Linked DNA regions of Homo sapiens: region 1 is linked to region 2. A link is a loop called in an ENCODE intact Hi-C map of the cell type or tissue named here. Cell type or tissue: right lobe of liver. All regions are shown on one strand. Each heading gives the region's core, and the rest is flanking DNA. Links, peaks and the distances in the headings are about the cores only. Region 1 overlaps MGST1 (microsomal glutathione S-transferase 1). Region 2 overlaps SLC15A5 (solute carrier family 15 member 5).

Evidence for each region. Peaks named below come from ENCODE experiments on the same cell type or tissue, not always from the same donor. Only the 100,000 strongest peaks of a DNase experiment are listed, where the experiment ranks them.
Region 1: it touches region 2 in a loop (3-fold over the local background); 15 of 110 quality-filtered maps call a loop at or near these places.

The regions. Positions count from the first base shown.
Region 1 is chr12:16,356,671-16,364,670 of GRCh38, forward strand. MGST1 (microsomal glutathione S-transferase 1) reads left to right here. Exons shown (of 4, transcript NM_020300.5): 3 at 935-1,029; 4 at 7,125-7,740. The coding sequence ends at 7,371. Among named protein-coding and RNA genes, the nearest start is that of MGST1, 13 kb to the left of the region's middle. RefSeq lists a silencer at 3,225-3,519. In right lobe of liver, for the core only: a CTCF peak has its summit at 3,410 (motif pointing left); a DNase peak (open chromatin) is centred at 3,401; H3K27ac peaks cover 739 bases.
Region 2 is chr12:16,181,924-16,199,140 of GRCh38, forward strand. SLC15A5 (solute carrier family 15 member 5) reads right to left here. Exons shown (of 9, transcript NM_001170798.1): 8 at 12,422-12,530; 9 at 6,562-7,892. The coding sequence ends at 7,745. All of the region lies in intron 1 of LOC101928362 (a long non-coding RNA gene), which reads left to right. Among named protein-coding and RNA genes, the nearest start is that of SLC15A5, 87 kb to the right of the region's middle. In right lobe of liver, for the core only: a CTCF peak has its summit at 8,120; no DNase peak of the experiment used is centred there.

The DNA.
Region 1 (8,000 bases), core at 1-8,000, 170 kb after region 2:
GAGCATAATAATTGCAGGAAGGAATACATGAATGTGTACTTCTTATTCCTAGGAATGCAATTCAGCTTCTCAAATTTCATTATACAGTATTCTTCAACCCAAAGTTTTATCTGATTTAGAAAAAGAAAAGAGGTACACATGTTCTGACAGAGTACAAGACACCTTTCCCATCCCTTACTCTTTTATGCTTCTTGCCTGTTCTCTAAAACCTTTGGCAGGTAAACATATTACTTTCAGATGAGCCAATCGCTTGGAAATGTTAATACACTTGAGGGAAGGTATGTCAACATCACTGTGAAAAAGATACCAGTGAACCATACTAATAGTCAATGACTTAGAATTATGCCTTTCCCCATATTTGCTTCCTTTTCACTATTTTTATTCACTGGTTTTTGTTCAAGTTCTTATTTATGCTTCTCTTTTTACAACTTTGCATTGTTAATAAAAATTCAGTTTTAACTATAGATGCCTTCTTCTCCTCTTGTGTTTGATTTATTGCTCCAAATGGGCCAACCTGGATGTCTATATTTCTTCCACTAAAATGCAAATAACTTACTAGGTAGAATATCCCCATGTTATTTCTTGGTTTGTTTGTTTTCTTTTTTTTGAGGCAGGGTCTTGCTCTGTCACCCAGACTAGATTGTAGTGGTGCAATCACAGCTCACTGCAGCCTCAACCTCTCGGGCTCAGGTGATCCTCCAACCTCAACCTCCTGAGTAGCTAGGACCACAGGCATGCATGTGGCCCACTACCATGCAAAATTTTTTTTAAAAAAATTTGTAGATATGGGTACTCCCTATGTTGCCCAGGCTGATCTTGAATTCTTGGGCTCAAGCAATCCTGCCTCAGCCTCACAAAGCGCTGGAATTACAGGTGTGAGCTATTGCTCCTGGCCAGTATTTGAAATAAGTTTTTTTTCTTGGTATTTGGATAGGTTTTTGCCAATCCAGAAGACTGTGTAGCATTTGGCAAAGGAGAAAATGCCAAGAAGTATCTTCGAACAGATGACAGAGTAGAACGTGTACGCAGGTAAACCAGTGTCTCTTGAAATTACTTACTTTATGAAACAATTTTGGTCAAGGAGTTCAGTGAAGATGTCTCAGGGTCTTGGAGACTGAGGAAAAAAAGTGAGACCTCTTACCTACTCCACATGACAATTACAGAAAACTGGATGTCTGAAATTGACACACTGCACTTGTATGTGTTGCCAATTTGGCAATACTGTACTTTTATGTGTACTTTCTTGGGGTTAATGACGTTGCTGTATATAGGGATGTATCAAAAGTAATGGCAGGGAGGAGGTAAAATGGGAACAGTAGATTCTTGGAGTTTTATCGTCTTTGTCCATAGGTGAGACTGTCAACTCATGTAAAAGGTTGAAGAATTAGGTATTTTTGCATAAGATTCAAAATAAGAATGTTGACACTCTGGAGGAGTAGGAACCTCTTTCTCTGTCCCTCTCCCCACTGCCATCTCTTTTTAAATATTATGTTTTAATGTACTGGGAATTCAATGAGCAATGAAAAGCAATAAGCCAAGATACGACTGGGGTATGATTGTTCCTATCACCCAGGTAGTGAGCATAGTACCCGTTAGTTTTTCAACCTTTGTCTCCCCTTCTGTACTCCCTCTAATAGTCCCCAAAATCTATTGTTGCTATCTTTGTGTTTATGTACCCAGTGTTTAGTTCCCACTTATAGGTGAGAACTTGTGGTATTTGTTTTTCTTTTCCTGTGTTAATTCATTTAGGGTACTTGCCTACAGCTGCATCCATGTTGCTGCAAAGGACATGATTTCATTCTTTTTTTTTTTTTGAGATGGAGTCTCACTCTGTCACCTAGGCTGGAGTGCAATGGTGTGATCTCGGCTCACTGCAACCTTCTTCTCCTGGGTTCAAACCATTCTCCTGCCTCAGCCTCCTGAGTAGCTGGGACTACAGGCATGTGCCACCACGCCCAGCTAATTTTCTGTATTTTCAGTAGAGGCTGGGTTTCACCATGTTGGCCAGGTTGGTCTCGAACTCCTGACCTCAGGTGATCCACCCACCTTGGCCTCCCAAAGTGCTGGGATTACAGGCGTGAGCCACCGGACCTGGCCAAAATTCATTCCTTTTTTTTTTTTTTTTTTTTTTTTTTTTTACAGCTGTGTAGTATTCCATGGTGTATACGTACCACATTGTCTTTATCCAATTCATATTGATGGACACCTAGGTTGCATTAGCCCTTTTTTGATTCTCTGTGAAAGTCTGAAGCCCCTCCCAAGATTTCTGCAGATTCCCTTATGGCATATCATCTCCAGGTTAACTCTGGATCTGGGTTCCTGCCTCTATGCATGTTTCCATATTCTGCAATTGGTTATGCTGGATGTTAATCCAGCCCTTTCATCAGTTCCCTTCAAAAATGAACTAAAAAAAATGTGGCTAAAAATAGACTTGAGTAAGTGGAAGTGCAGAGGCGTTTACACTGTGGCAGCACAAACATTTTAAGTTGTATGTTATTTCTCTGTCAGACAATGGCCTTCAGCGTCCTCTCTTTGCAGAATATGCCCCGTACCTGTACCTCCTTCACGCAAGCAATGCCCAGTGTTACACCATTTTTGAGGCTCTCCTCTAGCCCCACAGACTCTTCAACCTTTTCAGCACTAAAATTAAAAGTACCTTCTTGCTCATGCAAAACAATTCTACCCCCAAGCTATTCATCAAGCAAGAATGTTTCTCTTCTAAGAAGAAGTCTGTGCAGATACTTAGCACAAAATTTCACCTTCTATCTCACTTAGTTATATACTTCTTAATTCAGCAGCCCTGCTGAGTAAATCAGTGAGTCTTGAGAATGGGTTGTGTCAAGAATATGGATATAAAATAGTTTCAGGACAAAGAATCACTGTGGAAATTTCAAACAGCAGAACAATATCAAAGGAAAAATTATGTGTTAGACGAAAAAAAATAAAAAAAAGTGAGTGAAGCTTAAGTTTTCAAAACCACTGAAGAGACATGAAAACTTTTAAAGCCTTGTCTGGTCCTTTATGCACTTCCCCTTTTAGAGCAGGCAGCCGCCTGCATGATGCTAGTCATGGCCCTGTATTTATAAAATTGCCCAGAACTGGAAAGTGATCAGAAGCAATTAGACCCTCAGTAGTATTAGTAAGACTGAAATGAAAATCCAAGTAAGTCTCCTGTGTGAAAGCGTAACAAAAGATATTTTATTTGGGGATTTTAGATTCCTCCCTACTATTCTTTCCGACCTTCCACCCTTACTCCCTGCCCGTGGGATTGTACTTTTAGAGGAAAACGACGTTATCTAAATTGATCCGCTAGTCAGGTTGCAAATGAATGTTAGAAAGAACAATTGACCCCAGTTCTGTAAAGGTTCCGAGTCCTGGAGGAGGTGCAGCGACTGTGTGCACAGCGCCCCCTGGTGATGAGACACTGGCTTTTCCGCATACTGAGAGAAGAGCGTCTCCAACAGAGCGGAGTTTCCAGTTGTATAATGCTTTTTGAGACAGTACCTGTTTCATCGAAAAAGTGCCTAATAACACACTTTTGGAGACACTTTTCAGAGAGAGCGTTTCCAGCATCTTCCCTTTCCATTTTTAAGTTAGACTTTTTTTTTTCACCTCTCTCGTTACTTCAGTCATTGTAAAGCTGTTACGATTAGCATATTTGAACGGCAGAGCCAGAATGGGGCTACAAATGAAGTGAAAAGTATGCTTTACCGTGTGCAACAATTGTGAAAGTTAATACATACACATATGGAACAATTAACTAAAAACTTAAGGTAATATGTGTTGAAATACCAAGATATGTGACTTAAAGTCAGTTATTTGAGTTCTGGAAAGACAGAAACCAGTGATGGTTAGAAAGCACTTGACATATTTATTTATTTATTTAATACCATCTTAGCTTGTCTAGGAAGCATTCAAGACCATATACATTCAACACAAAAAGATAAAAAGAAAGTTGAAAGGCAAACAGGCCAGCTGGTGAAATACAGGGAGTCATTCAAAAGACAAAATAAAGGCTTGAGTTGGTATTTAGGGACAGGAGAGACATTTAGAATATATTCCCTTTAAAGGTAGAGAATAACCCTTCACTGAGAGTGTTCCATGGAGTCTAAGTGACACTTGCTGGGGACTCTGTCATGAGACTGGAGCATAGGCTAGGGGTTGAACTGGATGATGTCCCTCGTGGCCCCAGTGTATGAACACACATATATGGAGAGATTATTGTGTATGTATCACTGTCATTTCTTCTATTGGGATGCTATCAAAGAGCTTTAAAACTGGGTTCCTGACCCTCAGGGGTTTATAGTGTTCCCCCCCTCCCCGCCCCCAAAAGACCCACATGCATATAGGAATGGGAGAATGATATGAAGCCATGTTCCATTAGTTCCATGGAATATTTCATAAAGGAAGACCTTGAAGAGTATTAGGATTTGAAAGGAGAAAGAGGAGAGAAGTCTCATCAATTTGGGAAAATTCCTTTGTGAGAATGTGAACACATGGCTGGCTATGTGCTGAGGGTGAAGAGCTTTGGCTGAGATGAGGGCGTCAGGAAAAGCCTGCTGTGCAGCTCCTTTTGTAGTTGTTCACAGCCTGACAATCCCCAGAAGCATGTAGCAATGGCAGTCCAGGTCAGGTGGATGCTGGGATCCAAGTAATTCTGATCTGAGGGAAGGAGGCGTGGCTGTGGCCTCAAGAGCACAGAGATGGTGGGAAGGTCCGTCACAGAGCAAATATATGCCAGGGCATGTGTGTCCAAAGGAGAAAGAAGAATGGGAAAATGTAATCATGGGGAAGAAGGGTAATAGACCCAGGTAGAAAGTGGACTCTTAGGAAGACTGATGTCCACCTGGTGATAGATTTTGGCAGCTGTCCATAAATGGCACTAACGTGAAGGAAGCTGCCGCTCCAGGAAGGAGTCTGTCGTTGGAGAAGAGGGGAGGGTTAGGACGGAAGGGTGATAGTGCACTGCAGCAGGTGCTCACAGGGAAAGCTGGGGAACTGTTTGCCTGGAACAGAGTCTCAAAAGAAGTACAAAATACAGCATAAATTGGCATAAGTATGAGGGTCTGTGGAAAACAGGCCTTACTAGCATAGTGAGGAGTGTTATCTTTGAGAACATTTTGAGGGCTGACGAAAGAGAAAGAGAACTCAAAAGGGAGAATAAGATAAAGAGAAAATGAGGCTAGAAAAACATGCAGGAGCTAGAAAGGTAAAGGAACCCCTGCCCCTTGACCTTCCTTCCCTCTACCCTCATGGTCCTCTTACTGTCCTTGACTTTCTTCTCTGCTTTAACATTCCATTCTATTTGTCAACTGCGTAACACAGGCGTAGAAGTGGACATTGTTTTCCAGAGAGTCTCCTTTTTATAGTTTCTTCCTCAACCTTAAAATGTCTGTCCTTTTGGCATGTTGTGAAGGAGAACACTAACGTGCCTAAGATTGGAGGTGACGATATCTCTGTGATGCTGGGGGAGAAATCACAGGGGCAAAACAAATACTCTAGGTGTCATTGACAAAGTGGGCCCTTCTTTAATAGAAAATGGTATTCCTGTCTTTTCTTTCCCATCTCATTCTCAGTAGTACTTGTATTGCTCCATGAAAGAGAGGGCACAGGAACACTCACACCATCCTCTCTTTGCTTTTATTCTGTATTGAAGCCTTTTCAAATCATTACTTAGCTGGGCTGCTGCTGTCCTCTTCATGTCTCTATGTAGTCATCCTCTTTGTGAGACAAGCTTAGAGATAATCTAGGGAAGACAAGACAAAGGAAAGGAGAGGAGGAGAGTGACGATCGTTGAGCAGGCAATATGTAATAATTATATGCTTATTGCTATAGAAGAGAGTAACGTAAAGCAGAAATAGTTTTCATTTTGAAATACATATCAATAGCTGACAAACTATCAAATTCTCCATTTCTAGCCTAGATTCTAAAGCAATTTCTAATTCTGTAGACTTAAGGGAGGTGACATTTTAAAATTAAGTATTTTTAAAAATGTTGCTGGGCATGATGGCTTGCACCTATAAACCCAGTGTTTTGGGAGGCTGAGGCTGGAGGACTGCTTGAGACCAGGTGTTCAAGACCAGCCTGGGCAACATAGCAAGACCCCATCTCTAAAAAGAAAATTTAAAAAATTAGCCAGGCATGGTGGTGAGGCCTGTAGTCCCAGCTACTCATGATGCTGAGACTCAGGAGTTTGAGGCTGCAGTGAGCTATGATTGTACCACTGCACTTCAGCCTGAGCAACAGAGCAAGACCCCCTCTCTAAAAACAACAATAGCAATGACAACAATAATAATAAAAATGTCAAGTCCATAGTAGATGTGTTTTGTATTCGGTCTTAGCCAGAGAAACCCAAGATGCCACGGTTTGGAGCAAAACTGTGGCTAAAACATGCTTTTTGTTTTCTTCTAGCTCTGTTATAAAGAAAACATTTAGGAAATTCTCTCTTTCTCTCTTTCACCTATCCTACTTTTTGTGTGTCCTTTGTAGTTTTGCACCATCATTCCTAACGAATTTATTTGGCATTTGGAAGATAGGTTAGCAAAAATTTTACTATATTTGAAAGGCTAGTTATGTATTCTGTTATTTAGATATAAGAGCATGAGAGTCTTGATATTAAATTGGTAAATTAATTATTGGCAACCTAGTGGTTTGGGTTGGCAAGGATTCTGTCAATAATCATTTGGTAGAGTAGCAGAAGCAAAGGAGGTGTCTTAAGAAAAATCAACACCAAAAGGGTTTTCTTCCTTCGGGAGAAAGAATTTTTATAAAAAGAATCTTGAATTGCTAATTGTTATGAACCTCATAAGAAAAAAGTATTTTTATTTACAAAAATGAAATGAGTTCTATTAGATAGATGTCGTTTTGATATTCTAGGAACTACAAAATGCCTTCTGTGATATTTAAAGATACACTAAAAATAAAAAGAAACAGAAATAATGAGAGATTCTAAATAAAAGTCAAGTGGGCAAGGAAGCAAGACAATTTGAGAGAAAAAAAATAAATCTTACTTTGAAATTTAAGGATCCATTAGTGCTCAGATTTAGTTTTTAGAAGAGAGAGAAAAAAGGATACATATCTAGTATTTTGAAATTAGTGTCTTTAATAGTTATCTTTTTCCACAGAGCCCACCTGAATGACCTTGAAAATATTATTCCATTTCTTGGAATTGGCCTCCTGTATTCCTTGAGTGGTCCCGACCCCTCTACAGCCATCCTGCACTTCAGACTATTTGTCGGAGCACGGATCTACCACACCATTGCATATTTGACACCCCTTCCCCAGCCAAATAGAGCTTTGAGTTTTTTTGTTGGATATGGAGTTACTCTTTCCATGGCTTACAGGTTGCTGAAAAGTAAATTGTACCTGTAAAGAAAATCATACAACTCAGCATCCAGTTGGCTTTTTAAGAATTCTGTACTTCCAATTTATAATGAATACTTTCTTAGATTTTAGGTAGGAGGGGAGCAGAGGAATTATGAACTGGGGTAAACCCATTTTGAATATTAGCATTGCCAATATCCTGTATTCTTGTTTTACATTTGGATTAGAAATTTAACATAGTAATTCTTAAGTCTTTTGTCTGATTTTTAAAGTACTTTCTTATAAATTTGGATCATGTTATGATTTGTAACATTCACACAACACCTCACTTTTGAATCTATAAAAGAATTGCACGTATGAGAAACCTATATTTCAATACTGCTGAAACAGACATGAAATAAAGAATTTAAAGAATGATTTTGTTTGGTTTTATTTTTCCCAACATTTTATTTTCAAAAGTTTCAAACCTAGGGTAAAGTTGAAAAATAGTACAAAGAACCACTCTGTACCCTGCTTAGAATCGCCAGTTGTTAACATTTTGCATATTTGCTTTCCTTCTCTCTCTGTTTTCTTTTTCTCTGAAACATCTGAGAGTAAGTGGCAGATATCATGACATGTCACTCTTTAAAACTTCAGCACGTTTTTCCTATGAACAAGACATTCTCCAAATAACTACA
Region 2 (17,217 bases), core at 4,366-12,365:
TCTTTGGGAAATACATACTTTACTGGGCTGGACTGAGAATCAGTGGTCCTGGACGCTTTACCAGCTAAGTAGGTAAAACTGTTTACCTGGGGATAAGTTACATTACCTCTCTGGGCCTAGAATTCGACATTTATAAAATAAAACTCTGGCTAGATATTTTCTAAGATCCTTCTTGAGTATAAATGCTTGATGACTCCAACCCATTTCCATATGAACAAAACCCATTATGCTTTGTTTAGATTACCAACAAGATACCTGAAATCTCCACTCAATTTCCTACAGACATCTCAAATTCATTATGTACCAATGTGTTCTTATCCATTCCACCTCCCCATCCTCCTGCATTTCTTTATCTCTGTCACATTACCAGTCACTTAAGTTGTTTAATCCAGAAACCTAGTAGTGATCCTGGACTCCTTTTTCCTTTGTCACCATCACATCCAATCAGTATAGCTTAGCAATTAAATGTGTGGGCTTCAGTACTGGAGACTACAAATCCTGGCTCTACTTGCAGGAAAATTAGAGAGCAGCTTGAATTCTCTGTGTCTCAGATTCTTTATAAATAAAATGCATACAATAATTCCAAGATATAAATTTATTGTGAAAATTACACAAGAGATAATCACATGCATAATGGAAATTCAATAAATGGTTCCTTCCTATTATTCTATCTTTAAATCTCTTATGCTCTTCCCCTCTTCTCCATCCAGAGTAATACCTTCCTAACCCGGACCTCATTATCTTTTACTGATATTGCAATAGTCACCTAATTGGGCTGTCTAACTCTTGTCTAGTCCCTCCCACTTTATCCTTTGCATTTTTGACTGGGTGATCTTTTTGAAACAAATTCTGTCATATTACTCTGCCCTTGAGTCTTGTGGTCCAGTGACAGCAAATGACTTGAAGTTCCAAGAAGAAGCTGTGCTACTTCATGCTTTGGTATTTTGCTTTGTTACTTCCTAAGGTGACCCGGAGTGCTCTTACCACTGCCCTTTGTTTGGCTAGCAGACATCTATTCATCTTTCAACTTAAATAATGTTGCTGGTCCCAGATGAATTTCTAGAATCTTGCTACTCCTCTGAAGAGATGGAACCTATTTTCTCTCCCTTTAAATCTAGATAGAGCTTTCAGCTTGCCTCAGGAAATGAAATGCAGTGGTAGTGATACTGTTTAGCCCCTGAGGCTAGGACATTAGAGGCAATGGGATTTCAGCCTGGCTTTCTTTCTTTATTGGGATGCTTGCCCTTGCATACCAACCACCAAGCTTGGAAGAAGCTCAAAGTAGCCCATCTAGGGAGACAGTATGAAGAGGCCATCTGGGATGCAACTCCCATGTGGAGAGTCTTCTAGATGACAGCTAGCATCAACTGCTGGCTGGGACTTCATATTTTTACACGTGTGTGTATCTGTATTTGTGTATATATATGGATATATGTATATACACGTGTGTGTGTGTGTGTGTGTGTGTGTGTGTGTGTGTATCTTCATAAAAATCTCTGCCTTCATGGACCCCATATTCTTTGTAGCCTTGTGGCCATGTATTGGAAAGGTAGTGAAAGACACATCTCTGATGAGGCAAGAGGACATACCTCAGGAAACTGTTCTGTTAGGTAGACTTACTCACTAATGTGAAAAACCACTTACTACTTAGCATGAATTAGAAGAGAAAGCTTGAACGAGAGGGTCCCTTTGAATTGTTCCGCCTGCTTATCTAGCCAGTGAACTTCACGGCCAGTTCTACATTCAAGCTTCTTGGTAATTTAAACGTTCTCTTGTGTGTTGCATATGGCAATCTGGGCTAGCCGTCTGGGATGTGACTCCTGCTTCAAGAGCAATGAAAAAGTTTCTAGCACTCACTGTCGATGTGGGAAGCAGACTGTTGTTGAAGTGTTATTATTAATGAGAATTACTGCTGGACAGCTTGAACTAGAGGATAATTTATTCTCCGTGAACTTCTAATTGCAGTAAAATGGTTTATTCACTGCCATGCTTGTCCATCTTGTTTGTTCTTGTCTTTCAGGCACAGTTGACTGCAATGAAATAAGGCAGAAGTGAACAAGTTGCACTAGAAACAAAAATCTGTATTTCTGGAGACACAGTGGAAACTGGTCAGGCAGGGTTAGCTTGTGGAAGAGATGCTTGGGAAAATGGTAAAAAGCAGTATGGCATGCTCAAGGTGGAGCCAGTCATAGTCAACTCAGATGAAGCAAGACACCTACTATGTGTTATGCCTTATGCCAAAATGGGAAATCAATATTTCCAGATGGCTACTCGCTGCTCTTACTTTTGAAGTTCTCACTTCCCCTCTGGCATTTCTGACAGAGAGCTCTTTCACTTATTTTAAAATTTGGCATGTCTTCTCCACTATCCTCATTTTGCTTCTATTGATTGCTTTGGGAAAATAAAAACTCACCATGATGAGGAGATGTAGGTTTTCCTGGTAATATCTTTAATGTTCTGGTGTCTTCCCCCCGATTTTTGCCAAATCTCTGCCTCCCATTGATCTCATTCTTCTCCATTTTGTTTCCCTGGTAGAACCACTGCCTTTCTCTTTGCATAAATGTCATTAAATGTGCTCCTGATTTGCTGCTACCATGGTAATAGGTGCTTGTCATAGGCTATTGACTCATTACTGTATTTATATGAGATTTGGTCACTTGTGGTTTAGCAAGCTTAAGAAACAAACTGACTCTCAGCCAGGAAATGGATTCGAACCTGTCTGTGATGAACGATAGATTAGGGTTTGGGTGCTATTATTATTTAATAGTTAGTAAAGCCTCTGAGTGGACTAGGGACAGTGCGTTGCCTGGGGAAATGGTCCTGGCTGTCACATAGCATCTATTCTACTGTAGACAGCCTTAGTGGAGCACACAGCCAGAGAGAAGGAGAGAGAGAGGGAAAGAGAGAAAGTCTTATCACTATCTTTGAATATCCCTGGAGAACAGGGTGGGAGGACAGGTCTGGAAGAATCCAGGAAATGTCAGGAATGTCTGCATAGATGTTATGGAAACAGAGAACCTAGTTGACCTCTTGATCTAACTGTGACTGTTTCAGATGAGAAACAGAGGGCTTACATTACGATTTGAGGAACACTAGAAAAGTATGCCTACAACAATTCTTAAATAGATGTGCCCACTTGCTGCCACAGAACCTGATGTTTTGCCCCAAGGGCCATGCCTTTGGATCCCTTCTTTAACTTCCTCACTGTACACACCATTTAACAAACTCTTTTCCTTGCCTTACAATAACAATTCCCACCTCAGATCACCCAACCATGCATCTTCTCTCATCTTACTGAATGTTGCTGGTAAAATGTTTCTTCTCAGAATATCTGTCTACTTTCACATGTAAGCAGGAGATAGTAATTATTTTTGACAGGGGAGGAAGGGGGACAATATAGGAATGTTGAGAATCAATGTTGTTTCAACCTGGTAATTACCAATGGAAGAGGTCATATTCTTATGTGTTGAGACAGAAAAAGACTGAGATCCATTAAGCTTAGGCACTGTCTTCCCTGGAATTCAGTTCCCCTGGGAGTATAGAAAAACATCCTATAGATAACAGCTGTACTGAAAGACAGTTATGTAGAGAGGAATGGCCCCCAGATTTTGTAGACAAATGTCCTGGGTCCAAACCTTGACTCTGCCCATACTGTCCGCATAACCCTTGGAAAGTTATTAGCTCCTGTATCTTTCATATTTCTTATCTATAAAATAAAATTAACCATTGTATTAACTCATGGGGTTACTGTGATTAAATGAGCATATGCCTTGAAAACACTTAGAACAATGGCTTCAACTTAACAAGTACTACAGAAGTCTTCATAATTTTTAATACTACTTTTCAGGGTACATTTGTTTTTCTCAAATTGACTTTTCTTTTCTTTTCTTTCTTTTTTTTTTTTTGCTCTGTCTCCCAGGGTGGAGTGCAGTGACGCGATCTTGGCTCATTGCAACCTCCGCCTCCCGGGTTCAAGCGATTCTTCTGCCTCAGCCTCCAGAGTAGCTGGGACTACAGGCGTGCGCCACCGTGCCCGACTAAGTTTTGTATTTTTAGTAGAAATGGGGTTTCACCATATTGGCCAGGCTGGTCTTGAACTCTTGACCTTGTGATCCGCCCACCTCAGCCTCCCAAAGTGCTGGGATTACAGGCATGAGCCACCGTGCCTGGCCCTCAAATTGCCTTTTCTAAGGCAGTTTGCAACTGACTGTAGCACAGCCAAGTCAGTTTGATGAAAAGAGAAATAAAGGATGGTCTTGACATTGATAACACCTCCCTTGCCGTTGTGTTCAATCTGGGTAGGTCTTTTCTGGGACCGTTTCTGCCATCCTGAGGTCCATGTCAGGAAACTGTTTGGCTCCACAGGGAGAGCTGAGTGAGGGAGAAGAGATGCTAAAAAGATGTTTGCTTTTTGTTACCCATTTTGTCAGAGTCTGTAACCTTGACATAATCTTTCCTCCCATTCTTGTTCCCTTGTGAATGATGTAGAGAGTGTTTCACCTAAGTGGCTGGGGAATGATCCAGTGTTGGCGACTTTATGAGTATTGTTGTAGAAGGAGCTAGCACTTTAGCGACACACAGACCAAGGTTCAAGTCCTGTGTGTGCCACCTACTGTCTCTGTGCCTCTTGATAAATCAATGAAGGTGTCAAGAGTTGCAATTTCTCATTTACAAAATGGGCATGCTAAAATGTGCCTACCTCCCAGAGTGGTGGTGCTAATCAAATGTGATAATATGTGCGACAGCAACTTGTAAACTATAAAAGGTGACATAGATGTGAGTTGTTACTGTTAGTGGTTCTTTTAATTTCCCTGCTCTCTACAAGCAGACCTGAATTCTAGCAGCACCTGTGTGCTGTCATCACTTGGCTGCTGATTTTATGTGAAGGCTTTACTCGTAAGTCTGGGACCAATAATTGTACACTGGCTTCTCTTGTAGTGAGAGAATGGTAGATGGTGGATGCCTATCACCCGACTGGCTAAGAGTACCAGTGTGGAAGCTTTGTTTTCATAGAACAAGGGATCCTGACAGTTTTCAGAAAGGATTATTTTCTCTCTTTCAATGTGTAAATCGTGCAATATTATAATAGGAAACTTTTTGGAATTACGAGCTGTTATTTGGTGATATTGTTACTCTGATAGTTGATAAAACACTTTCAGAAACCAAGAGAATTAAAGGTTGGCTAGGGTGGAATGAATGCTATAAATCAAGATTACCTGAAGGGGATATGTATGAGAGAGAAGGGATTAAACTGAATAAAGAAGAAATAAGGAGAAATATCCACGGAGCTTGGGAACATTTACCTACTTTCAGGAGCAGATCTCTGAATGTTATTTTGTGCTATTAAAGAAGTCACTCTGATGAAAATCATCTTCACTTATAAATTTATGTAATGAGAGTATAGTTTTCTTAATTTTGTATATAGGGTCAATGTAGTGACTTCTGGCTACAATGGATTGAAGTGTTACAAGAAAAAAAAGGAAGAGAAACGAGATGTTACTGTCAGTTGTGAACAGAATCAGATGGGGTGAGACCTGGGCTCTGCGGGTCACAGAAAACATTTTGAAATACCTTGTGTTTCAGGCCTTGATCATGGACAGAAATAGAGCACAGAAGGTGCTTCTTAGGGAAGTCTTCACTTTTCCAACCTTGTGCCACAAGTAAAAAATGGAGCAAATGAGTGGCTGGGTACAGACCCTTGGCACCAAGTGGCTGGAGTAAATGGAACACTGCAGGGACACAGAACTTCGCCCGCCACTGAGCATATTACTGGAGAAATACAGTACGAAACCCAGCAGGCTTCTGCAAACAACACATCCCTTTAAGTTAATTGGTGTTATATAGAAGCTGAAATGCTCCGCTTATTTACAAAGCTACAGATTTATGTAAAGCAAAACCAATTACACTTAATGCCTAAACTATTCCAGGTGCTCAATGATAATGTTGCTAGGCAGTAGAGAAGAAACTGCTGTGTGAATGCATCCTGTTCCGAATGGAAGCCTGTGTAGTTACTGCAATTTAGCTAATCACGAGTGTCAACGCCAACGTGAGGATTCTAAGCTCTTTTGGTGTTTGCTTTGGGTCAACTTTATAATTCTGTAGATCTTTCAGCTCTAAGGACAAGTGAAACCACAATGAGCACCTTTTTCTATTATGATGTAGAAATTAAGGAGATGAAGGCAAATTTGTGGGGAGGGGGAGAACAAAATAAAGCAGGCTCCTTTTCTATCAGTAAGAGGGACTAGAGCTTCTCACTTGTACTGAGGTGAAGTGTTTAAAGATTTCTTGCTCTTGTGAGTGTTCATTAAACCCAAATTGCAAACTTGGCATTTAACCTTTTGCAGCAAGGAAAGCTTCTAAGGAATATTAGGGGTCTGCCTCACTGTTTTGCCAGGAAACAATTGCTAAACAGAAAGGATTTGAAAAAGTTGCAGGAAACGAATTTATGCCTGTACCAGCAAGTCTTTTCATTTGTCCTCAAACAAAAAATAGTTTGAGTAACAGAAACACCTGGTGCTTTACAGCTCCTCTTTTGCAATTAAAAATGCGTAGCATACCTAATCAAGTTGAGTAAATCTTTTATTCTACAGACCTAAAATATTTTATGTATACACAAGGGAGGTGCATAATTGCAGAATAATTTGCAGTCAGCTGATAAACTCACCTGTCCTATCCAACATGAATTGTCCTGGAAAGCAATGGCTTTTAAACCTTAGGGAACATGAGAATGATTTGGGTGTGCTTATTAAAACCACCAATTGCTGGACCCCAATCTCAAAAAAAGATTTGAGTTAAGGCAGTCTGTATAGGGGCCAGAAAGATTCACCTGTAGCAAGTTGTCCTCAACCAAATGTTGACAAATACTGCTACTGAGAAACAGACTTTAATTTTATTTGATTTTTTAAAAAATGAGTTTCCACATATTTTTGCTTATGAAAGAAGAAACTCTTAGAAGATAATTTTCTGAATGCATCTGAATTGGCAGTGGAGACCGAAAGATGTTATTCATATAATTCCTTTAAGCATCTCTATTTGGTTTGGTCACTTACCCTCCTCTCAGCCCCCTCATTTTATCTTCCCTAATTTCCTTCTTTCTTTTAATTCCAATAATTCCATAACTTACATTTATTTTTCAACTTTTTTAGTATGCGGACATTCTCTTTGTTAAGGACATCTATTTTAGTAATACTGCTTTTAAATTCAGAGAAAATGTCCTTAATGAAGTCATATTTTGATAGCATAATATTAACAGCAAATATAGAAAATCATGTATATGTTTATTATTTACTCAGTTATATACAGTATATGGTCACAATGTAATAAGGTCACGTGTAATAAGGGATCACTAAGTGTATTGAAAGAGAGTATATTAAAATACTGTCATTTTGCTTCTAATGACTCATTAAAACTCCAAAAAAAAGGTCATACGCTTTCAATGGCTGAACCATTGTAGAAAGCTGTAAGGTATTATTGGTGTATAGAAAACTGTCATTTTTTTTGTCATAGAGTAATCACTGAGACTTTGAAATTATTTTATTAATTCTAATGCTATAACATGTTAATGCAAAAGCATGACAGTTTACTAGAAAATTCATAATTAGTCTTTGTAAATAAAGTATACAGATGATATTTGTAAAATCACCTCTGTATATATTGGCTTTTACACTAAAACACATAAAATGCTCAACTGAAGAAGAAAACAATGAATACTGTTCTCATAAGACAGGTAGACTCAAACACAGTTTCATAGGGCTGTCTCCCAAAGATCAATACTTGAAGAAAATTCCTGTATACTGCCATAAAATTTCAGAGATTTTTCGTGGAGGAGAAGTGTTTCTTCAAGATTACTTCCACGGATGTTCTGGGCATTAAAATGATTTAGATTACAATATCTAAAAAAGAAAGAAAGAAAGCTTTTCTTAGGACCAGATGTAGATGAATTGATAAATCATTTGCTTCCCTCCTGCGCTTGTCTACCTTTTATGATGGGCTCATAGATACTGGCACAACAGTGACGATTATTTAAGAGCACTGCTCACCAAAACAGCCTTTTTAAAAGGACAAAAGGAGTTTTTGTGACTTAGTAAAGTGTCTCATAAGGACCTTTAGGTGGCGCTTTTTAACAACCTGCTACGCTGTCTTCAGTGCTGACAGAGAGATGGTGAGAAGGCTGAAAGCCTATTGACTTGACAGATTTCATGGCGGTCAGGATGCATAAGAGGTTTACTGGGAATTTGTAAATTCAGTGCTGAGATTATGTGGAAAGCACCATTGTCAAAGAAGGAGTCTATGAATATATTTCTAGAATGTGCACTCTCCATCCCCAACCTCCAGAAAAACCTGCCTTTCCAGTGTCTTCTAAGTACCAGCCCCATGCAAGGGTGGGATAGAATCATCCCATTTCACAGATTAAGAAACTGAAGTTTCCAAGAGATTAAATAACTTGCTTAAGGTTCATAGAAATAGTAGTTGGCAGAGTTTGGATTTGGAACCAGAACTTGATTATTCTGAATCCTGGCGCTTTTCCTCCATGGCATACTGCCTCTAAAGACAAATTACTTTCTTAAACACTTTCGGGTAAGTTCCAGCAAAATAGGAACTTCAAATTGCTTTATTCACTGCTTTATTCCCAGTGATTGATACATAGTAGATGTTCAATAAATATTTGTCAAATGAACAAATGAATATCGGCTATAAGTTTAATTTTATCACATACACATAAGTTTCAAAAATAGATGGGGTCAGTCATCTATTTTTGATTTGTGAAGGTTTCAAAAGTTAATTTTACCTTCTTTTCCTTCTCAGTACATTACTAAAAATAACTGTAACTGTAACTCTAAGAGAATGAATACTGCCTGAACAACTCTGGTCATTTGTCTCTGATTTATGTCACTTTCAATAATTCTTACAGCATAGACACAAAAGATTACTAGAATATTTGACAAAACAAGTGCAATATCAACTTTATAACATGTGTTTCACAACACTGGAAGGACAGTGGTGTTAGTTATAAAAACAAACACTCTCTGCCCACTCCCTCTCAAAACACCTGAAATTTCTTTTTATTTTAGCACCAAATGTGGGATAGAATACATATTTATATAAAGCACTGTAGACATATTTACTTTCATCTACCTACTTCCTTCACCCCTAAACTGGAAAGCCTCGAGTATGACATGTCACTAATGCAGTATTTCAAATTTGATTGTGGAGGGGTTGTTTTCAGTTTCTTTGATGTGGTACATGTGACAGGTAAGTCTGGCCTTATATTTATGGATAATTCCTAGCTTTATGCAGCTGGGGATTTGAGATAATGTCCCAGTAACCCTCACAAGATTGGTTTGGTTCTAGGACTTAACAATAAGATTGTATCAGACTAATATGAACTTGGCTGTGGGGGTGTCTAGGGTGCTAAAACAGACCTCATCCTACCTGTATTTTGGTGAGGATGTTGTTTCATAATTAATACACTGTCCTCAAGATCTTGAGGACAAGAATAAGTTGGGACTGCCTTGTTCTTGATAGATTTGCCACTATTACCTGGCTGTGAACAGATACACCTTTGGGTTTGATAAAAAATGGGATTGTGATTGCATATGTGCTGAGATTAAATATGATTTGACTTGTAAGTAATGTGTTTCAATAATGCTGTCCCTGGGACATCGGTACTTTTCCCCATTTCTTTGCATGCTTATTGTTCATTAGTGTTTGACAAAAATAATCAGTATAGAAAAAAATCGGAATCATGCGCTCCTCACTGCAGACACTGGTCTTTCTCTCTCAGGTTTCATACTGTGTCTTGCTTAACTCTTCTGACTTGGCCTGTCCAATCCCAATGGCCAATAGGTCCCCAAGGCAGCATGTGCTTTGGCATTGATGTCATTGGTTCTAGCTGCTTAATCTCTGGAGGCAAATTTTCCAGAATCTCCTTACTTCTGACATGTGACATCCATTCTTTTCCTGTGGGGTGCTCGTCAACAGGTGGTAGTGGGTAGAGTTATTTTAACTGAAGGAAATAGTTTTCTCCCAAACCAAGTTAGGAATTGTCAGAGAGCAAGAAGGCAGCTCTTCTATGGCACCTGGAGGCAGCATAGTATAGAAGTGTAGAAGCATGGGCTTCAGAGACAAATTTGGGGTTGAATCCTAGTTGTGTGAACTTGGTCAGTTTATTTAACTAGCTTTGCACTTTAGTTTTTTGATTTATAATGTAGAATGAGAAGATCTATATGCCAAGAAGGTGGTGGGGAGTAAGTGCAGTTGTTTGTGTGTGTATAGCATGCCACCCAAGAAACACAGGCTGCTCAACACATAGAAAATTAATTTCTTTCCTTCTTGCTTTGTTTCTTCCTCTCTCTCTATCTTTATTCCCTCCCTAAGAAAGTATGCAGGAGAAGAGAAAGTAGATAGGAGATGGAGAAGATTTGGTAAGAATCAGATTCATTTCTGAATGAACTTTACATTTTTACTTAGTCACTTCTCATCTTTGGTTCCTCCAATCTCTGGTGTGTTGTATATTTTTATTCTTACCTCCTCCTCTGCACTCCACGCCACTATTTCTCACTTCTTTACAGGAACTCACTAGTTCCACAATCAGAGAGAAGGAATCACACTTGAATATTTTAATTTGGGCCCTAGATGTTAGCTCCATGTAGACTACAAGTTTGCCTGTTCAACTCTATTTCTCTATTGCCTGGAACAATGCTTAGCATGTTGGTTGAGTGTATATATTAATGAGTAAATCCCTGGGCTAATAGATTCTGGGTCCAGTGCCATTTCTACCTGAACTCTGTGCATGACTGCGGTCATCTTGGCCACACCTCAATGTAAGTCTAGGAGAAGAATAAAAAGGAGGAAGAAGAGAGCATATGGCTAGGCATAAGACCATTATAATTACAATTGCTAACACTTCAGAGCATTTACTCATCCTCACAAAAGCCTTATGATACAGTTACTATTTTTATCATTTCCATTTTTCAAATGAAGTAACTGAGGTTTAGCAAGGTTAAACAGCTTGCTGAAGTTTGTATAGCATGTAAATTGTGAAACTGGACTCAACTTGGGTGACTAAATTATTTTATGAAAGACAAGGATCAAACCTTACCATAGGATACAAAATAAAAATTGAGAGATGGTGCAGGTTTTTGAGAATTGCTGGGTGAGCACCACTTATGTGTCTGGAGGCAGTAGATGGAGGGGAATGAGGCCATGTGAAATCTGTTTTGCTACAATGCTGAGAACATTCCTGTTGGACCTTTCTGCAAAACTTTCTGGTTCTCTAATTTGATTTTCAATCTAAGAATGAGATCAGCATTTAGGAAAAGTATATACTGTGAAGGATCAGTTTGATAATTTATACACTTTGGAGTGTAAGAAATGTAAAAATTCAGGGAGCTATTAAGGCTTTTAATTTTGTTTTCAATTCTGCCTTGCATGAGGTTTGATTCTTTCTTATGCTGGACCATAAGCCCAATGAGAGCAGAACACTGGTGAAAATAAACCTTTATTGACATACTGACTTTGACATCTTTCTGGTTTATGACACCACCTATCACATGGCTGATGTTCAAAAAGAGATTTGTTAGGTTAATAAAATAATGACCTAGGCAAAGGTGAAGTGACAATGGATGAGATAATATATGACTAAATGACTAAAGAGATAAATGGATGGAAGGAAGTGAGGAAAATGAAAATCTGCTTAGTTTCTGCTTCGTGACAGACATTGTGATTAGCACTTTATCAATATTCGTCCCCGTAAAACCCACAAGAGGTTTTTTATTTTACATGTGTAAAAACAGAGGCCCAGAGAGGTTAGAGAATTTTCTCAAAAGTACACAGCTGTCCAAGAATATGTCAAGGGGAGAGAGAGAGAGAGAGAGAGAGAGAGAGAGAGAGAGAGAGAGAGAGAGAGAGAGAGAGAGAGAGGCTGGCAATGGATGGGTGGATGGATGGTAGCTGGTACATATTAAGCCACTCTCAGGTGACAAGCTAAGGGATTTTGTAGTTTTTTTTAAATTGACCTTGAAATGGTCACTGCTGATTTAAAAGCCTGAATAGGATCCAAATCTCAAGCATCATTAGATTTCTAGCTATTTGTTTAATGGTATTTGCTTTTAGTGGTAATGATTCACTCGTTCTTATTATCGATAAGCTTATTTCTAATTCTAAAGTGATGCTACATAGTGGGGAAAAAAATCTTGTGTTAGGATATGTTTTAGAATTTGTAAAGTACTATTTTATTATAAGGATTGATGGAAAAAGTGAAGTTCCAAATTGAAATTTCTTACCCTGAATAATCTGTTGAATTGCTCTAATATTCTAATTTGTCCAGTCATGGTGTACAGAATTCCCTGGCTCAGTGATGGTTCCCAGACCAATATTTCATGGACTCAGAAATTTTTCATCTTACCACACACTTACTTACCTTTGTGAAACACTGCAGAATCCCAGGACGTTCAACAATGTTAATGATGCCAGGAAGAAGAAGAAGCTTTCTAAATTGCCTTTGTTTAATGTGTTTGGAAACCAATTGCCTGTTTGGAACAAATGTAATTGTTATTCAACTGCAGAGTTGTAAGTTTCTGTGAATATTTTATCATTCCACAATTCATAGAGCTTTGTTCGCTTCAGTAATATCCACAAAGCAAAAAAGCTCATCTGAAACTTGATTGTCAAAATTTATTTAATTCTGTAATTAATAGTAAAATGATAAGCAAAGCACCCCAAATATTTTGAAGGTCACAAAACACTCTTAATTTGCATCGCACAAATATAGGTGTCAGAAGAACTGGGTTGTAAAGGTAATCCTGACTATTCCATTAACTTGCAGGAGCCATGTGTGTATCTTATTTATCCTTATATTTGTAGTATTTAGAACAGTGCCTGGCATGTGGGGATTATTTGGCAAATATATAGTGAATGAATGAAAAGTATTTTCTATGACCAGAGAGTCTGTTTCATATGCTAATTGTAAGGATAGTGAGATGATGTATATAGGTGATAGATGTTAGATTATTTTCACAACTTTGATAAATCCAGGGCTACCTTATGATAATATCACAGACCTCATTGGTCAAATTACTTGCAATCTCTGGCTAACATGGAGATTTTCTTTTCACCTAATAAGTAAATTCTTCAATTTGATACCACCAAATAAAGGATCTGTACTTCATTATGATGTCATACTGGGTATATATGAAACTATTCAAGGTTCAAGGTAATTACTTTAATTTGCTTCTAAGTTTTGACTTTTGCTTTGGAGCTGTGCTATAACTCTATCTCTATCTCTGTCTCTGCCTCTGTCTCTGTCCCTGCCTCTGCCTCTGTCTCTATCTCTATCCACGTACATACTTTTTATTTCTTCAGTAAATTTTGGGGTATTGTTTAATATATAAAATATAATGCACTATTTTATGAATATTGTATATGTGATACTTAATTTTAGGCAATACTTTAAAAACAGCAAGGAGAACTAGTATTACCAAATGTATTTACATTGCACTACAGAATGCTTAAAAGGGAAAAATCTAACTTAACAGAGAGAATTTAATTTAACTGTAGCTAGCTCTGAATGAGTTGAATTTTTTTACTGTTATGCATTATGAGAACATGAAATTATCATCTTTGAAGACACCAATGACAAGGTTTCATCATTTCCTTGCCTTTTTATAGGAACAACTCCTACAATGGAAGGTGAAGAGGGTGTGGGACCAGAGCAATCAGTCTGTTGACCCAATAGGACTGGGCTTCAGTACCATCTTTGGCACATGGGTTGTAGGGTTGTTTCCTGCAGTAGAAAGTGGTTCTTGGCCTCTCCCTTGACAATGCATACTTATAAATGGGATTTAACTTAAATATTCTGATCATAGTCAGCAAGTGCATAAGTATGACAATTGTGATTAATTGTGCCACTTCCCATTTAAAGCTGTTTGTCTTCTGTCTTTTACCTACTCAATGACTATTACTATGGATCAGCAATGAAAATTAGCTGTGTCTATTATATTCTTGGACCTATATCTGAAAGCTAGCCTAAATAAATTATAGCACAAATAAATAAAACGGTAAAGTGCAACTTACAAAATAGGTATTATTTTGTCAAAAGAACTGGGTTGTAAAGGTAATCCTGATTATGCTATTAATTTGCAGTAGCTGTGTGTGTCTTATTTATCCTTATATTTTCAGTATTTAGATCAGTGCCTGACAAATAGGGATTATTTGGCAAAATAATACCAAAATAGGTATTATGATAGGTATAAATAAGTATTACTATACCTATTTTGTGGTTCCACTTTACCATTTTATTTGGGTTCTATTATAATGAAAATTTATGGTTTTATTGCTACAGTTACATGATGCCTGTATCTGGTGTTTAGATGAGTAAATGAAGTTCACTGAATGTTTCTCTATAAGTCTTGTCTATTGGATATTGTGTAGCCTTTTTGATGTGTATATGTGTGCTTTTGTGTGTGTGCATGTGTGTGTGTGTGCCCGTGCATGTGTGCACACAGGAACTAAACATTTGATTGTACTTGAGTGGGGAGAGTTGAGGTGGAGGTCAAGATAAGGTGCAATAACATCCTACTTATTTTCAGGAAGAACTAAACCATCCTTCTAAGCCTATTCAAACAGTGCTATTTTTTCCCCTCTTGAATTAATATCCCAATTGTATTTCTGTCCTTTTCATTTCACATCAGCACTTTGCATGTCATGCGATTATACCTTTTTATCACCATGTTTCTCTGACTAGTGTAAGAGGAGTTTGCACAGAGTATGTGAAGCTTCAGAATTAACATGACATTAATTCTTCTTGGAGCATGAATTCTGGTCCATAATAAGTAATTGAAAAGACTATATTATAAGAGAGTCAGATGAGGAAGAAGAATATAAATTCACTAAGATCTTTAAAGGTAAAACATAATATTTTAAAGAAATTGTTTCATTATGGCAAATACCAGCCTTTTGGGAGATACTACTAGATCCCCCTGGGCACACCAGAGCACTCTCATCACTGGGGATGCTGTGGAAAACAGAAATGACAAGTACTATGACTTGGTATTTGGGAGTTTGTGGGTGACAGGAGAGAAGGACATTTGTACTAGAAAAGTTAGAGAAAGATAGTATAAATCTGTGGATATGGACAAAACATTTTGTGAGTGGGATTATCTTAAAAAAAAAAAGAAAAGAAAACCCCAAACCGAAGATTGCCATATTACGTATTCAAACTTTCTATAATGCTCCTGTATTCATTCTTAAATATCATTTTTAGCATGTGGCTTTCTTTCTAATGCTCATCTTCATTCTAGTCCCACATTTTTTCCATATTTAGATTCATTTAACATTCTCTGTATAGCTGATTTACATGGTAAAGAGAAGCATCGCCTGAATTGATAGCATGGGACAAACACTTGTATCAAGTCAGACAGAAAGATTCTTCAGGACACCTAAAGTTTACTTTATTTATATGGAGATGATCTGTCTATGTGAAGAGACAGAATTGGGTATAAAAAGATATAGAAAGGGCATGGGCTTTAGTCAGGTAGACTTTTAAAGTTGAATCTTGCCTTAACAGTGTAGTCGTTGGGCAAATAACTGGACCACTTAAGCCTCAGTTTCTCTTCTATGAAATGATGATAACAGAATCTCCCTTACTGAGTTGTCATGAGAAGTTAAAGAGATAATGGTTGTCAAGGGCCGGACACAGAGGAGGCACTCCACAAACCTTAGATTATCACCTCCTCCTGCCCCCTTTCCAGGTAGCTCACACACCATCATGTAGCCTGAGCTTGATCTTGGGTCTGTCTCCTATAAGATACTTCTTCATGTTCTGTATGCCTTTTTTTTTTTTTTATCATTGTCCCAGGACTGGTTGTAAAATGTTCCGTTTAACATTGTCAGTTGACTCCGCTCTTAGGTACTATAACTTTATTTTAGTAGCTTATAAACTTTTATTGTCGTAATTCACATTTGTGCCATTTTTCATCTGACATTTCCAGTAGCTGATTGAAATCAGGAGCATCCTTGCAAAGGAGACATAGTGAAGACTTGAGGTCTAGAATGAGGCTAACTAAACTTCTCCAGATCGCAGGATAGCTGAACAGGAGCATGAGAAACAGTGTGCCACATAGAGTCTGATGGGTCATTCATTCCCTGCCATTCGTAATGCCCACAGTGCACCCTAGTTAATACTTTCATAATATAACCAGCTAGTTAGTAATAGTGTTCAACTGCTGAAGTAGTAAAGGACTCAAAATATTTAGCATTGTTCAGAATTCCTCCAAATATCTCTTGCTTAGCTAGATGTATTTGTTCATTTGAAAGTCATTTTTTAGAATTTTTTTGTGTACCAGAAAATGTGCATTCCATGCTGCTTAAGAAAAGGAATTCATAAATTAGTAGGGGACAGGCAAAGTGTAATTATTCTGGAGCATTAGGCCTTGTAGACACTAAATAAAATGTTTCTATTTATCCGAAATTATCACAGTCATTTTAGAGACAAAGGATTGTAGAATCATCTAGACTCACTCTTTATTTTATATATTAATGAGTGAAGGAACAGAGAGGTCAAGTGAAACATCACTCAGCAGAACCCTCATCTTCCTGCTGTTATATCAAATGCACTGCTGTAGTCCACCTCTTGGTGTTTAATGCAACTACCACTTTTATGACTTTCTTTAACATCTTCTCAACAGTTTTAAAATGTCTGGATTTCAGTCTTTGAAATCACTTACCTCAAATTCTTTCTAAAATACCTAAGGACGACATTTCTACTCTGGTCCTGAGACTGGCATTCAACCTACTGTGAGATTCTTAGAGCAATTTACACTAAATTTAAAGCTTTTGAAACTGGATTGAGAAACATATATCGTGATACACACATGCTATAACACTATAAACTACACAAATTTGCTAATATGAAAGAAAAATACAGTTTATTTCTCTTCTATCTAATGCCCTACGTTGTAAGGCTCAAAATTTCATTTGCTGCCTTGATGCCTTTGAGCCTCACAGGCCCCAAAGGTCTAACCACATGTTCCCCTGCTTTCATTAGATAATGCTCCTCACCCAGAGGGAAGAGCTCCCCACCTGGCTAGTTCCCCTATTAGCCAGGCCAGCTGCACTCCACCCGGGTCTCAACCTAAGACGTTTCACTTCCCTGCTAGCTCTCAACATTATTCAAAGCAACCAATCACATTTAGCCGACAGGAACCAGCCTGTCACCAC